Regions from separate parts of the Mus musculus genome. Here region 2 is linked to region 1. The links are chromatin loops, found by intact Hi-C in ENCODE. Cell type or tissue: heart. All regions are shown on one strand.

The links. Peaks named below come from ENCODE experiments on the same cell type or tissue, not always from the same donor. Only the 100,000 strongest peaks of a DNase experiment are listed, where the experiment ranks them.
Region 2: a loop joins it to region 1, with 2.3 times the contacts of the local background. A loop is called at or near these places in 1 of 42 quality-filtered maps.

The regions. Positions count from the first base shown.
Region 1 is chr5:31,814,976-31,819,975 of GRCm38, reverse strand. The region is part of intron 4 of Babam2 (BRISC and BRCA1 A complex member 2); the gene reads right to left. Among named protein-coding and RNA genes, the nearest start is that of Babam2, 120 kb to the right of the region's middle. In heart, no CTCF peak of the experiment used is centred here; no DNase peak of the experiment used is centred here.
Region 2 is chr5:31,568,577-31,573,576 of GRCm38, reverse strand. AI839979 (expressed sequence AI839979) reads left to right here and starts at 2,180. Exons shown (of 3, transcript NR_102275.1): 1 at 2,180-2,393; 2 at 2,658-2,777; 3 at 3,147-3,985. In heart, no CTCF peak of the experiment used is centred here; a DNase peak (open chromatin) is centred at 2,356; H3K4me3 peaks cover 2,060 bases; H3K27ac peaks cover 3,749 bases.

The DNA.
Region 1 (5,000 bases):
CTTCCTTGACTATCTATCAGTGCTACCCACCAACACTTCTTCAGGATAACTGAAAACAGCACAATAAAAGGAGCCACAGATAGCATCTTAGTGTGGTCCTGGAAATACTCTGATAGCACAGATCCCTGAAGGATCCCCAGGGATTTTGCAGGCCCACTTGTAGGATCATCACACTAGAATACATTCCTTTAAAGACAACCTAAGCATAGCCCCTACCTGAAGAAACTGAACAAACAAAAGAATGCACTGGTGACAAGGAGGCTGATGCCCTTGGTGCCCATGGTTTTAACATTCAGAGATTCAACAACTGCAGATTAAAATAATTTAGAAAAAAGTGTGTTGGTACTAGACTGATATCTTTCCTTGTCCATTATTCTCTGCACAATAGAATACAACCATTTAGGCAGTATTTATATTAGAGATGATGTGCACAAATCACTACAAATACCACATCATTTTATACAAATTGTCGAGCAGCTGAAGATTCTGGGATCAATGGCATCTCTTGGCACTGATTTCCTATACACCCAGGACAATGGTTCTGTGTTCTTCTACATAGTCTAAGTGACAGGAACTTGATGGTGGGGAAGGAACAAGGTAGGCCTTCACTGATAGGAAGAATAGGACCAAGCAGATATTCCCAAAAAGAAGAACAAATGTTCCACCATTACACAATAAAGTAGGCATGGTGATTTGATTAGAAGAACAGAGTCGTGCATGGCAAAGCTCTTGGCCTTGACAGCCGAGATTCCTTTGAGCTATTCAAAACCTCATTCAAAATATTAACAGGATGTACAAACACAGGCCAGAACTTAAAATGGCCATTATGCCGACTGCTAGGTGTGTCCTTCCAAGATCAGTCACACTGACAAATAGGAAAGATAATGACTCGTTACTTCTTAATTGAGTATGCCTTCCCAGGCTGCCTGGAGTACTAGAGCAAAGGAAAAAGCTTTCGCCACCTCAATGTCTATTCCTTAAATCTTACCATTTTTATTCAGAGTTGGAACACGTCAAGCCCATGTCCACACAATAAGAAAACAATCATAAAAACATATTATCAGACAAACATCTCTGAATAATTGAAATTAATTTCAAACCATTCAACCTAATTGTTAAATCCACAGTATAGACATGCCAACCAACATATCCTTCCTGTTAAAACACAGCCTCCCAATACCTGGAAATGCCTCTGACCTTGACCATTCAAACACACTTAGCTGGAAACCACACCCATCCGTGCAGGTTTGGACATAAAATAGCTAAACATCTGTCTCTTATGACTATATGACTGCTTTTCTTTTATATATGTATATAACATATATATATGTTATATATAACCTTTAGTCTTTTCTTTTATATATGTATATATACATATATAATATATGTATATTTATATATATATATATGTTATATATAAAACCTTTAGTCTTAAGGTTCCTTAAGAGTAAGTCTACTAAAGACTAAGACATATTTTAAAAATAGTATCTAGCATATTAGACACTGGGCTTCCTAATCCTCTTGAGCAACAAATACAGAGGAATGCTCCAACTTTCATCAGGGCAGGAGGCAGCAGCATACATTTTCAGGACTCTCTATGAAAAAGGGAAATATTGCTGTGTTTCTACTCAGAAAGTTCTGCTCTGTTTTACTTTTATTAATGAAGCAAAGAAAACATCTGAAATGAAGATGGCCACAAACCAGAAGCAAAGATCATATAATATACTAACAACAACAACAACAACAACAAAAAAAAGGAAATCTAAAATGGATTCTAAAATGAGTAATAAAAAATACAATTGAAGAAAATGATCAACTACAGTCAATGAAAATAACCAAAGAATTAACTAACAGTTTGGAAGAGAAACTAAAATGCCTCAGATACGAGAGGTGGTCAAAGAGTACTGAACTAGTGGGGTGCAGACTATAAATGTCAACCTGCCCCCACGCCCCCAGTTTAGTTCACTAAAACAGTAGTGAAGCAGACCCACAGCCCATTTTATGGGAACGGTGACTCCCTGTCCCTGCTCCGGCTGCCTGAACATGAGGGCATTCCTGTTGAAGTGACCGTCAACCTTCCATGTTTGCTTCTTCCTAAATCCACTCCATTCACATCAGCAGCCCCCGGGTCTTCCTGTACTTCCTCTATGAGAAACGTAAGGAGCCAGAGCAGCTTTAGAGAGAGGCCTAGCTCATAGGCAGCTCAGGTGTTTCTCAAGACCATAGCACTCATCATACTGAAGCAAATCCACACTGAAAGGACATCAGTTATGGAAAGAGCTAGAAGCAATGGCCACAGGCCTGTGGCTTGGGGAAGATTAAATAGGGAGATAAACGCATGAGACTTAGAATCATCACTGTCTAATAGTAATGGGAATGACATCCCAGAGAAATTTCTCTTCTGCAAAAATAATTTTATGATAAAATTTGTCACTAAGAGGATGATATGGAGAATGAATTAGAAATATAACAACAGCAAAAAAAAAAAAAAAACCCTAATATTACCTAAAAACCTACAACAAAATCCTGGACATCAAAACCAAGGAACAACATATGAAAATATGAAGCCTTGTTAGTATTCAAAGAAGAGTGACTTTAAAACATTCAGAGTGACAGTCTCATCACCAGCATTGACGATCATGTGCCCTCCCCACACAGAGACTCAAGTCTCAGCCTCCTTGGGCACCCCGCAGATCTGCAGCTTTGCCACCCTGCACTTCCTGTCCTCTGGTGACACTAGCCCCAGAGCAGGCTCTAGCAGAACTAATTAGTGTGGCATTTTCTGAGAACAGAGGGACAGCTCCACATGTGTGTCTTACTCCCATGTGAGATTCTCATTTGTCTTTCCCCTTTTATAGCACTCACACAAGAGACTTGAGCCAATAATACTTATATTTTAAATTAGTGAATTAACCAGTAATACTGAGGGTATATTTAATGGGTACTTTAACACATGGGAGTGTAATACTCCACATAAAGACCATCTACGTACAAGAAACTTACTAGAAAAAAAATTAGCACTGGGCGTGGTGGCGCACACCTTTAATCCCAGCACTCGGGAGGCAGAGGCAGGCAGATTTCTGAGTTCGAGGCCAGCCTAGTCTACAAAGTGAGTTCCAGGACAGCCAGGGCTACACAGAGAAACTCTGTCTCGAAAAACAAAAACAAAAACAAAAACAAAAAAAAAGCAACTGATTTCTACAATTGAAAGCCATTTTGTAGGTTTTTAAAACCTGATCTCCATAGTCTCTAAAATTTCTGTGTATGTGTGAATATGTTTAGGTATAAATGCATTTACTACATACCATAAGGAAAGAAATATAAATTTTACAATACATGATAAACTATTTTCCATATTTCACTTTAATATTTGTCTGTGTGTGGTCCTGGGGACTGAACCCAGGGCTGGAGCATGCCAGACAACGAAGCTCTTTCCACCTCAACCTTGAGGAACCCAGTCTATTCCCATTTGCAGTTTGTGACACCAGACTTCAGTTACCTCTTCAAACAACTGAAACTTAGAAAGTTCAGAAGGAAAAAATCATATCCTCTAACCATAAATATGTATACTTTCACACTACCATTGAGCTTGTTACTGCTCCAATTCCAAGGCTCAAAGATCTCTTTGGGAATATTAGTGCAGCAGGCTCTAGTGGCATGCAGTGGTCACAGTGGCCTCAGGAAATGACCAATGACATTTTTCATTTCCAACAGAACAGAAACTGAACAAGCAGGAATGATTTAAATGTCAGCGGGGGGAACATATAAATGATAACAAAAATAGCCCTGCTCTTGGCTTATTTGCAACAGGACAATGTCAACAATGAAAATCTCTGTTAGACCTTAACATATAAATAATTCTTCAATACAAAGAAATGAAATGACATTAGCCATCTTTTCATAATCCCTTCCTACTTTTTAAAGCCAGCACAACCTGAGCATGGTGTGGATGACAAATTTAGGTCTACATACAGCAAGTCTGTTCCCTGCTCACATAACAATTTTCAAAATATTTACACAGTCATGGGACTAGCAAAACAAACAAACAAACTGCAGCAGACCTCAATGCTGTGATCACATCCTATGATGGCAACAGTGCTAGCTGACAGCTGATATCTGGGGCCTTTACTCTTAAGAAGATTCAAGGACTAAGAACAAAACAAAGCTCTTAAAGGGAAGAGGACACTGTGTGCTCTTGCAGCGCACTCACAGTGGCAAACATTGGCAAGGCAGGAACCTAAACAGGGCAGTAGCTCCACAAGCCCATGGCTCTATCTCAGATACTCTAATAGCTCTCACATGCAGGGCTTACTGAGTCTGCGGCTCAAGGCTATTACTGTGACATTTGAAGTTAAGTTTTGTTCTTTCAAAACCAGGTGGAGCTAATTAGAAAAATATGCAAATCTCTAAGATGTAAATAAACAGTTAAGTACACCAATGAAAAGTCACTTGAGAGATTGATATGAAGTAGCAAAAGTAGTCCCAGAAATGTAGCGAAGTTGAGTTTGAACACCTGCCTAAGAAGGATGGCCGTATGTAAGTGGAGTGTGCACTGGGAGGAGGAGGCAGCTCAGGGTCTGTTCAGTGGCTGCTGCCCAACCATGGCCAGTGTGAGAAGGGAGCACCCTGGACGTCCAAAGCCTGCCCATCCAGAGCTCTCCAAGGTTCTGATCTGCTTCTCACTCAACAACCAGCCTCCACATGTGTGTCTAACGCGTCTTCTAAAGGGGATTTTATTATTTTTGTGTATAATTGGTTTGTTCGCATGTATGTACTGCACCATGAGGGTGCCTGGTGCTTATGGCGGTCAGAAGAGGGAACTGGATTCCCTGAGACTGGAACTACAGCAGGTTGAGAGCCACCATGTGATGCTGAGAACAGAACCTGGGTTCTCTGCAAGAGCAACAAGTGCTCTTATCCACTGAGCCATTTCTCCAGACCCTAAAAGAAATTTTTAAAGTACTTGCAGATGGCACCCATCCATCCATCCATTCTCTGGC
Region 2 (5,000 bases), 250 kb after region 1:
AAAAAAAAAAAGAAAAGAAAAAGAAATCATAAGACACTAACCCTAAAGTAACATCAAGGCGTTCAGGCACCAGCATTGCACATGTGTGTGGGTGGTGCACTAGGATAAATGAATCCATCCTTCTGCAGAGAGTGCTGAGGGCACACAGTGTCTGACACTGGCCCAAGCACTTGTTTTCACTAGAACAACTGCTGGTGGGGTGGGGAGGTACTCAAACAAGTGACAACAAGAATATGGCATTGCTGTCCTTGCTGAGGTGGTGGCTGCTTCTGTTGCTGCTGCTTTCTTCTTCTTCTTCTTCTTCTTCTTCTTCTTCTTCTTCTTCTTCTTCTTCTTCTTCTTCTTCTTCTTCTTCCTCTTCCTCTTTTTCTTCCTTCTCCTTCTTCTCCTCCTCCTCCCCTTCTTCTTCTTCTTCTTCTTCTTCTTCTTCTTCTTCTTCTTCTTCTTCTTCTTCTTCTTCTTCTTCTTCTTCTTCTTCTTCTTCTTCTTCTTCTTCTTCTTTCTCTCTCTCTCTCTCTCTCTCTCTCTCTCTCTCTCTCTCTCTCTCTCGATATATATCAGGATGACCTTGAATTTGTGGCTATGCTCCTGCTTCTGCCTCCAGGGTGCAGAGTACTGGGATTGCAAGCATGTACCATGATACTTAGCTAGAAATTTTTATTTGTTTTTTGAGACTGGGTTTCTTTATGTAGCCCTGGCTGTCCTGGAACTTACCATGTAGACCAGGCTCCAATTCAGAGATCCACCTGCTTCTCCATGCTTTGCTTTGGGGATTCTTCTCTTTTCTCTTCTTTTTTTTTTCTTCTTTCCTTTTAAAATGTATATGAGCACACTGTTGCTGGCTTCCAACATATCAGAAGAGGTCATCAGATCTCATTAAAGGTGGTTGTGAACATATGTGGTTGCTGGGAATTGAACTCAGGATCTCTGGAAGAACAGTTAGTGCTCTTAACTGCTGAGCCATCTCTCCAGCCCCACCTAGGGAATTTTTAATAATTGAAATTACCCAACATATGTAATGGAATGTCTCATGCTTACATTCAGAAAAGAAATAATAAAAAACAAATCTTGTTACGAAGAAAACCGGGTATGGAAATACCAAGTCAATGAACTTGGTCCAAGTTCAAGGTCAGTAGAGGGGCTGCACTCCCTGTGCCTCGATCCCAGCCCTTCTACTCTTACAAACATGCAGCATGCCTACTACTCCGACTTTTCTTTCCTTTGTTTTTAAAGACAGGGTCTCACTATGTAGCCTTGGCTAGCCTGGAACTCACCATGTAGACCAGGATGGACTCTTAACTCCTAGAGATCATCTGCCTCTACCTAGTGCTAAGATTAAAGACATCCTCAGTGTCCCCCATCCTCCAGTGTCCCCATCCTCCAGTGTCCCCCATCCTCCAGTGTCCCCCATCCTCCAGCTCACCTGCTGCATCTGAGTTCCCACTGTAAAGGAGATCACAGATGTTTCCCCACTCGGGGTTGGTGAAGGTTAAGGGGAGCATCAGAGAGACCTTAAGTCTGGTTCTCACCGACTTTATACCTTGCCCAATGGCACATGCCAGCATGAGAAACACGGAAATTTGGCAAACCATGCAATCTACCAGGAACTCAGCTGTGAAGGGAGAGACAGTCCAAGATTGCCTGCAAAGTTTCTGCTTCCTCTCAAGCCCTCCAGAGGCCCCAGAGGAAGGAGTCCTGACCCTGCCATCTTCCTTAGACTCCAGGGCCTCCTTTTCTCTAAAGAGGCGTGGAGGGTGCTGAGTGTGGGGTGAAGGGGAGATCAGTGCAGCCAGGCTGCAGTCAGGCACAGGAGGCTGACCTTCAGTTAGCTGCTGCTAGACTGAGCTCCCACTAGTTACCTAGGAAGGCACCCAAAAGCACCGGGAGGCTGGGGGGCGGCGGGTTGGGGCAGAGACCACCCAGGAGAAATGAAGGGCTTGGTGTGGGGAGGGAAAGGAGGAAGCGGGGTGGGGGCAGTATCAGAGAAGAAGGGGCACTAGAGAGTGAGGAAAAAAGCAGAAGTCATTGTGTGGGGAGAAGGTTGAGGGATGATGCCGAAAAAGAGGAAGGGGTCAGCGGTGGCGGTAAGACTTTGGAGAAGGAAGGAGAAAGTCGAGAGGGAGGGAAGAGGAGGCGGTCCTGATTCTCCACTTTACTGCCCATTCCTTCTCCCTTGCTGAAACATCCAGCCGGTGCCTTTGTGGCCTCTTGGGCTGGGTTGCAATCTCATGCCAACCCGCTTGCCGGTTGTCAGGAGGCCTCTGGGGAGGACGCTGCAGGAGCCTCAAACGCCACCTACTCCCGGCCTCTCTCCCGGTTGATGTTTCTATTTTGGGCACCACATTATTTCCTGCTGTGATTTTTTTTTTCAGGCTTCTAATTCAGGCTCTGAGGTAAGCTGTGACATCCGCTCGTGCCCGCAGGCCCCTCCCGCACACTGCTTGTCCTCCTGGGGCGCGGGCACCCCTCAGGCCCAGCAGCAGTCCAGCCACTGCGGGGAGTCTTGGCAGGGCCTGCCTAAAAATAAGCTTTCGGATTTCCCCTCCCCCTGGTAGGGCAAAAGGAGGCTAGCTGGAATAGATTTCTAGGCAAGGATTTGAGGGGGTGATGGAGTGAGGTTGACAGGGACCTGCTATAAACTGTGCCATTGTGCCTAGGAATGGGAGTCCAACGCTTCCGTGTCCGAAGTCTGTTTAACTATATTTGGACAATGACCCTTTAGAGATGCTGATAAAGGCTACACAGAATCCCAGAAACTGTCCACAACAAACTCACAGGTAGGTTCCTGGTAATTTTGGGTTTGTGCACTTCCTTGAGTCGGGGAGCCCTTGTTCAAAGCCCTGGGTATGCATGGACGCCTCCCTCCCTGATCTCTCCTCTCAACCTCAGTATGCCTCATTATATTTAATCAATATGTGCTTAAAAAGAAGAAGTCTCTGTATGTGCAAGTACTTCAAGCACAGGCAGATTATAAGCTATGTCCTTAGGGAAACAACAGCCTCTTAAAACTGTCTTCTGGTTTACTCCCAAGGACCTGCTGGCCATCTGGCAGTGAGGGCACCCACTGCATTGGGTTCTGGCAGATTTAAGTTCCGAACTCAATTAAGTAGGCTCTGTTTTTGTTTTTCCTGACTTCTCTCTCACAGCAGACAAAATGGTAAAGCTCCCGGGAGTCTCACCCATCCCAGTCCATGGGGGTGACTTTAGCTGAGACTCCTAGCAGTGAGGATATGGAGCCTGTTGTGCTTGTAGACAGGAGCCTAGCATAACTCCTCTGACAGCTACCCAGCAGCTGACTGAAACAGATGCTGAGTCCCACAGTCAAACATTAAATGGAGCTTGGGGACTCTTGTGGAAGAGTTGTGGGAAGGATTGCAGGCCCTGAAGGAAATAGGAACTCTACAAGAAGACCAACAAAGTCAACTAACCTGGACCACTAGGGGCTCCCAGAAACTGAACCATCAACCAAAGAGCATACACAGGCTGGACCTAGGCCTCCTTGCACATATGGAACAGATATGTAGCTTGGTCTTCATGTGGATCTCCCAACAACTGGAGCAAGGGCTGTCCCTGAATCTGTTGCCTGCCTGTGGGTCCTGTTCCCTTAACTAGGCTGCCTTGTCTGGCCTCAGTGGGAAAGGATGTGCCTAGCCCTGCAAAGACTTGATGTACCTAGGTTGGGGGATAACCGAGGGAAGAGGGAGGGTTCCATCTTCTCAGAGGAAAAGGGGATGGGGGACTGTGTGAAGGAGGTACGGGGAGAGGGGAGCAGCAATTGGGATGTAAAGTGAATAAATATATATATCAATGAATAAGTAGGAAAAACGATCAAGTTCCTCACATGGCTGAAAGTGAAAGAGGCAGCGTCTTTTAAAAGGTCTTGGTCACTGGAGGTTTTTTTTTGCTTTTGAATCACATGCACCTTGTCTGCTGTTGCCTTTATGAACATGTAACATCCAATAAATTTTGTTTTTTAAATCTTTATCATATTTTATTTGTGTGTGTGTCTGTAGACCAGGGTGGCTTCAAACTCAGAAATCCTCCTGCCTCTGCCTCCCAAGTGCTGGGGTTAAAGGTGTGCACTGCACACACACACCACCACTGGGCCTGGCTAATTTCTAGCCATACTACTTACTAGGAGGCAGAAACCCTGGGAGGTAACTAAGTCTCCCAGGAGACTTTCAAGAATAGTATTAGGAAAATGGCTTGAGAGAGCTTGTCTACTTTGTAAGGATCTGCTGGTGCCTTGAAATCTTGGACTTCCCAGTCTCTAGAACCTTGAGAAATGAAATTCTATTTAAAGATTACTCAACCTAACGTATCTTGTATGAGCCACCCAATGACTTGAAACAGGTACACTGAGCCCAAATTAAGGAAGTGATGTAAGATAAGCTATTTCTAGAACACTGAATGCGGACCAGGACCCGATCTCCAGGAAACTAGAGTGGCTCATTATGACATTACTAGACCTTCAAGTAGGCTTGCTCTTGACTCTAGATCCTCCATTTCCCACAGGGGTTCTCCTCCTAGCTCTACATGGGCACCAATCTGCCTGTATCTCCTTGGGAACTCTCTAGGGCTCCCATTTGCTTGTGACCCTTCACATTCTGATGGGCACTCTTGACTTCTTATCTCCCCTGACTTTTTATCTGGCCCACTTTAGTCTCCCTCATTAAAAAAAAATTAATCAAGAAATGCCCCTCGCCAAAAAGCAGGCACCCCAATTCCAATGCCTGGTGGGACAAGGCAGGTCATGAAATGGGTAAGTGGGTAAGGCAGACCAGGTTGGGGGTGAAGTGGCATTTAGACCCCAGGTGCCTAGTCTAAAGGGTACCAGCTACTTAGCTCCTCTTTATTTCAAGCCTAGTGTTAACCGATCTCCCAGAGTTGTTTGCTTGTGCTCTGGTTTGGTTTGGGTTTTTTGAAACAGGATTTCTATTTGCTACAGTTCTGCCTCTGCCTCCTAAGTGCTGGGATTAAAGACATGTACCACCATTTTT